2 separate regions of the Homo sapiens genome follow, and region 1 is linked to region 2. Evidence: read pairs that join two places in POLR2A ChIA-PET (ENCODE). Cell type or tissue: Caco-2. All regions are shown on one strand. Each heading gives the region's core, and the rest is flanking DNA. Links, peaks and the distances in the headings are about the cores only.

Region 1 (2,900 bases), core at 207-2,706, 110 kb before region 2:
GGCAACAGAGCGACAGCCTGTCTCAAAAGAAAAGAAAGAAAAGAAAAGAGAAACTTTGGGTTCAGAAAGACCTGGAGTTTGAATTTGAAGACAGTGGCAGAAACAGGGAGAAGAGCTAAAATTCTGGACATAAATCCAGGCCCATAGAGATAGAGAAAATTTGAGAATTTAGGTAGACCATTGTTTAAAGGCAGGCTTCCCTATTTGTGGGCAGGCACTGCACCTCTCTGAGCCTCGGTGTCCTCATCTGTTCAATGGGACGTTATCAACTTCCTTCTGGGTGGCCTGAGCATTAGGCGGGTTAATATAAGTTTCGCACTTGGCACTGGGAGTGACAAAATAGTAAAAGCTGGATAAGTGGCAGATATTTCTGATAAAACGACACTTATTCTTCCAACCCCACATGCAAAATGTAGGTATCTGAAGTGGATTACAGGGCAGGGTGAGTGGTAAACAGAACAGGTTGCTTTGCTGTGTCACCCTGGCGGGTCCCTGCCCCTCTTAGGGCCCCTGTTGGTGGTTCATCGTTAGACTTTGAGATCTATGTTCCAAGATTCACAGGACGGCTCAGTTGAGGGAAAAGGGCAGAGGAGGTGATTCTGGGAAACTGCAGGGCAGGGGGCCTGGGAGGCTGTAGGCCTCTCCTTCGTGGGCCCTCCCTCCTCTGGCCCCTGGCCAGCTCAGCCAGCCCCCTCCCAGCAGGGGCCCTCCCTGTCCCCCAGGCGTCCCTAGCCTGGGAAATAAACTGCAGATAAGTCAGGGAGGGGACAGAGCGGCCCTAGGCGCGCCACAGAGAGGAGCGAGGCGCCAGAGGCACCATGGACTGGCAAGACCACAGGTAAAATCAGGGCTAGGAAGGGCTCCACAGTGTAGCCCTTCCAGGCCCAGGGAGCGCCGCGAACTCGACAGGGCCACACATCGAGGCCTGCGCAGCCGCGGCCCAGCACTCCACGAGCCCCGGCCCCACGTGGCAGCTCCCCACGTGCTCGTCCCGTCCTCCTTTTCTCTTTCCCGAGTCACCACCAGTGAATGCTGCCCATGCCCTCAGGTCGACCACGGAGCTGCGCAAGGAAAAGTCCCGGGATGCGGCCCGCAGCCGGCGCAGCCAGGAGACCGAGGTGCTGTACCAGCTGGCTCACACGCTGCCCTTCGCCCGCGGCGTCAGCGCCCACCTGGACAAGGCCTCTATCATGCGCCTCACCATCAGCTACCTGCGCATGCACCGCCTCTGCGCCGCAGGTGAGCCCCGCCCGCGGGAATTCCCGTCTTGGTCAGGCCCCGCCCACGGAAAAAAACTACATCCCAGGGAGGCCCCTCCTCCGGGAAGCCTTATTCTGACAAAGCCCCGCCCCCTGGTGTCGTTTTTTTCGGCGGAGCCCCACCCCCCTGGAATCGACTTCCCCGGGGAGGCCCCGCCCCCTTTGAGTTCCTGGCCTGCTGGGAGTCCCGCCCCCCTCGAAGTCTATCACTTGTGAGGCCCCGCCCCTGGAACGCGCCCTTTGGAAGCCCCGCCTCCTTAGGACTCAGAAAATCCGCTAACCCTTCAACTCTTACGATTTGGTCCTCTAGGAGACTCTCCCAGATGGATAGGCCCTGGTCTCTCATAATATATCCACTGGGAGGCTGCGCCGCCCAACTTTTCGTTACTGTATCTGAGAGTCCCTTGTCCCTTCCCCACCCCTCTAGTTCTACATCACTTGTTCTCTTAGTAGGCATCTCCTTGAATTTCTACCCAGTTAGAATTGCATCCTGCAGCGGGCTTTGCCACGCACGTGCACGCGCGCGTGCACACACACACATACACTCACACATAAACCCCGTGGAATCCCAGGACCCTGAAAGCGGGGGAAGTAGCGTTATTCTCTGGGAGGCTCTGTCCATTTGACTTCCCTGCCCCATAGAATTTTACTTTTCTTGGAGGCTTTACCCCCTTAGAAGTCTGTTCCCTGGGAGTCCCTTCTTCTCTAGAGTTCTGTCCCTCTGGAAGGTCCTGCCCTCCATGAGTTTGAACCCCTTCGAGGCTTCCCCCTCATCTCTATATTACAATTCCCCTTAGGCCCTGGCCCCTTCATATTTTGACCCTGGGGAGTTCCATCCACTTAGAATTCTGTCCTCCTAGGAGGCCCACCCACATCCTTAGAATTCTGTTCCCTTGGGAGACTCCTACTTCCTTAGAATTCTGCCACCCTGGGAGGCCCTGCTTCTAATTCCAGTGCTTCTTGGTCCTGCTTTCTTCCTTGGGAATCCAGGCCACTAGGATGTACCCCCACTTCCTTGGGGGTGCATGTAAGTTTCTCTGAATGAGGAAAGGCAGAGGGAGGCTAGCCCAGGGTCAGTCCATAATTCAGACCATAACTGACTAGAGATGCCCCCATCCCCCTGCCCCGGGCACCAGGGGAGTGGAACCAGGTGGGAGCAGGGGGAGAACCACTGGATGCCTGCTACCTGAAGGCCCTGGAGGGCTTCGTCATGGTGCTCACCGCCGAGGGAGACATGGCTTACCTGTCGGAGAATGTCAGCAAACACCTGGGCCTCAGTCAGGTGAGAGGAGCTCCTTGCTCTGTGCCTGGCCCTGTACTGGTGATGCTGGGGATACAGTGGTGACCAGGACAGCCATAGCCCTACCTTTATGGGACTCACAATACAAAGGGGATATAGGTATGTCACTAGACAGGAAGACCCAGAATGGTCAGGGCTGGGATGGGACAGTCTAGGGGGCTGTGAGAGCACAGGGGTGGGGTGTACCTGACCCAGCCTGAGTGGGAATGGAGGGCTTCCTGGAGGAGAAGATATCTGAGCTGAAATCTGAAGAACTTAGCCGGTCAAAGGGTATGGAGAATGGATGGGATCAGTGAAGATCAGGAATGTACATGGTAGAGGGAACAGAGGAGGCAAAGGCC
Region 2 (2,900 bases), core at 142-2,641:
CCTTCCTTAACCCAGTGTCTGAGGGGTTTTGTCCGTGGCTCCTCCTGCTACAGGACATGCGACTAGCATTGGTCCACATCTTTGGAACCAGGCATCCAGAGACATGTTGAATAGGCCTCGTTGTTAGGAACCCTCAGAGGTACATGGTAAGGCCAGTGCCATCAATCATCTTTTTACAGACGGTGAAACTGAGGCTGGTCTGAAGTTGCACAGCTCTGAGTGGTGGATCTAATATAATATTAGAACCAGATCTTGGGCACTAGCATTTAAAACACTAGCTGACGCTAAAGACACAGCTAATCCCCTTCTCCTAAATGTGTTGCACCATTTAACCACTTAGCAGCCACAATACTTGCAGCCACTCTTGCCTGGATGTGTACAAAGCCCCCTCACTGGGCTTCCCGCCTCCCCATCACTGCTTGCAATCCAGGCCCCATCCAGAAGCTGGGGGCATCTTTTAAAAACTTAGGTCCGATCTGTCTCTACTCTTTTGAAAATTCTCCATCTCAGGCTGGGCGCCGTGGCTCACGCCTTTAATCCAGCACTTTGGGAGGCTGAGGCGGGCGGATCACCTGAGGTCCGGAGTTTGAGACCAGCCTGGTCAACATGGCAAAACCCCATCTCTACTAAAAAATACAAAAATTGCCGGGCGCGGTGGCTCACGCTTGTAATCCCAGCATTTTGGGAGGCTGAAGCGGGTGGATCACCTGAGGTCAGAAGTTTGAGACCAGCCTGGCCAACATGGTGAAACCCCGCCTCTACTAAAACTACAAAACTAGCCTGTCTTGGTGGCGCATGCCTGTAATCCCAGCTACTCCGGAGGCTCAGGCAGGAGAATCGTTTGAATCCGGGATTCAGAGGTTGCAGTGAGCTGAGACCGTGCCATTGCACTCCAGCCTGGGCAACAAGAGCGAAACTCCGTCTCAAAAACAAACAAACAAAAAAAAGAAACGAACAAAAATATAAGAATTAGCCGGGCATGGTGACACATGCCTGTAATCCCAGCTACTGGGGAGGCTGAGGCAGAAGAATCGCTTGAACTGGGAGGCGGAGGTTGCAGTGAGCCAAGATCGCGCCACTGCCCTCCACCTTGGGCGACAGAGCGAGACTCCGTCTCAAATAAATAAATAAATGTGATCTTATTTAACTCATAAAGGAACCAGGCAAATTTTTAAAGAGGGAACGGAGGAAAAAGAGACGGGCCAGAGGGAAAGAAAAGATGTGGGGGCTTAGGGGACGTTAAGGTCTCAGCGAGCGGCCTGTTCACAATTACCGGCTTATTCAGGTTGTTTTTCTCTTGCAGAGCCAGGTCGTTGGGCTTCGCTGGATTTTTCTCCTCTTTCTCCCTGGCTCAGTCCCAGCCGCCGCGCTCAGCCCCCGGGCCTCCCGCGGCCCCGCCCCTCGCCTCCCCCTTCGCACAGTTTGTGGCCTCCGCAGTCCGGCGGTCTCCATGGCAACCACGGGACGCGCTCCTCCGCGCGGATCAAAACTAAGCGGGTGGGGCGGAGGCGGAGGCGAGGCTGCAGGGAGATGGTGGGGGTGGGGGCGCCACGGAGGACGAGGGCAGGAGCTCCTCTTTTCTGCCCCTGGTGCCTCCCTTAGGCCTCATCCCCAAAGCCAGCTTCCCTGAAAAGCTGTTTGTAGAAACCAAAAAATGAAAAATCCTAAGGACACCTAGGTTTCAGGAATGCTGATTAAAGAATCGCAAGTCTGAGGGCTCATGACAGTGCCTTCCAAGTGGTGACCTCGCAGATGAGACGTTTGGGTTTTGTAGTCATAAAAGGGCTTTCGTTTTGTTTGTTTGTTTTGTTTTTTGTTTGTTTTTCTTTTTTTATTTGGTGGGGGAGCAGGGAGCGGCGCAAGGAGGATAATCTAAGAAATGAAAATCCCAAATGTTCCATATTTTTGCAAAAATCGTCAACCTCCGGCCGGGGGCGGTGACTCATGCCTGTAATCCCAGCACTTTGGGAAGCCAAGGCAGGAGGATCGCTTGAGCCCAGGAATTGGAGACCAGCCTGGGCAACATAGCGAGACTCCGGTCTCCACAAAAAATTTAAAAATTAGCCGAATATTATGGTGTGCGCCTGTGGTCTGAGCTACTCGGGAGACTGAGGTGGGCCTATCGCTTGAGCCCGGGAGGTCAGGGCTGCAGGAAGCGGAGATCGCCCATCTGCACGCCAGCCTGGGCAACAGAGCGAGACTCCATCTCAAAAAAAAAAAAAATTGCCAGCCCCTGAACGGTTCAGCTGTGGGTGTTTTTAATTGCACAGATCTCTGGCAGGTGAGACCCTTCTCCAGCCATCACAGAATAAAATAATAAAAACGAGAACTGTAGCCTCACTTTTGCATTTGTTTAAAATAAATGGAAAGTTGGAAAAGAATGGGGAAGAGAAACAAAACACGGCTGAAATCCCTCTACCCAGCTACATTTTGTTGCCATTTAAAAAAAAAATGGGACACGCGGGCCAGGGGCAGTGGCTCAAGCTTGTAATCCAAGCAATTTGGGAGGCCTACGCGGGCGATCGCCTGAAGTCAGGAGTTCGAGACCAGCCTGGCCAATATGATGAAACCCCACCGTCTCTACTAAAAGTACAAAAATTAGCTGGGCACGATGGCAGGCGCCCGTAATCTCAGCTACTAGGGAGGCTGAGGCAGGAGAATCGCTTGAACCTGGGAGGCACAGGTTGCAGTGAGCTGAGGTGGTGCCACTGTACTCCAGCTTGGGCAACAGAGTAACACCCTGTCTCAAAAAAGGATACACGGTCAGAAAAAGCAAAAGTTACAGAAAGGTAAATTTTTTTCAAAAAAGGATTCTTCTCCCCAAACCCCACCTTCCAGCCTCTCCCCAAAAAGTAACCAGTTAAATATCTCTGTATTTTTCCAGAGAAAAAATGCTTGCA

The links. Peaks named below come from ENCODE experiments on the same cell type or tissue, not always from the same donor. Only the 100,000 strongest peaks of a DNase experiment are listed, where the experiment ranks them.
Region 1: POLR2A ChIA-PET joins it to region 2 with 8 read pairs; 8 of 35 experiments call an interaction of 5 or more read pairs at or near these places.

What each region holds. Positions count from the first base shown.
Region 1 is chr19:46,302,850-46,305,749 of GRCh38, forward strand. It overlaps HIF3A (hypoxia inducible factor 3 subunit alpha), which reads left to right. Exons shown (of 15, transcript NM_152795.4): 2 at 1,049-1,239; 3 at 2,396-2,541. Among named protein-coding and RNA genes, the nearest start is that of HIF3A, 7.3 kb to the left of the region's middle. RefSeq lists enhancers at 291-874, 875-1,458. In Caco-2, for the core only: no CTCF peak of the experiment used is centred there; DNase peaks (open chromatin) are centred at 642 and 1,382; H3K4me3 peaks cover 1,077 bases; H3K27me3 peaks cover 115 bases.
Region 2 is chr19:46,415,158-46,418,057 of GRCh38, forward strand. No RefSeq gene overlaps it. Among named protein-coding and RNA genes, the nearest start is that of CCDC8, 3.0 kb to the left of the region's middle. RefSeq lists enhancers at 1-114, 115-947 and a silencer at 1,374-1,463. In Caco-2, for the core only: no CTCF peak of the experiment used is centred there; a DNase peak (open chromatin) is centred at 1,434; H3K4me3 peaks cover 1,043 bases.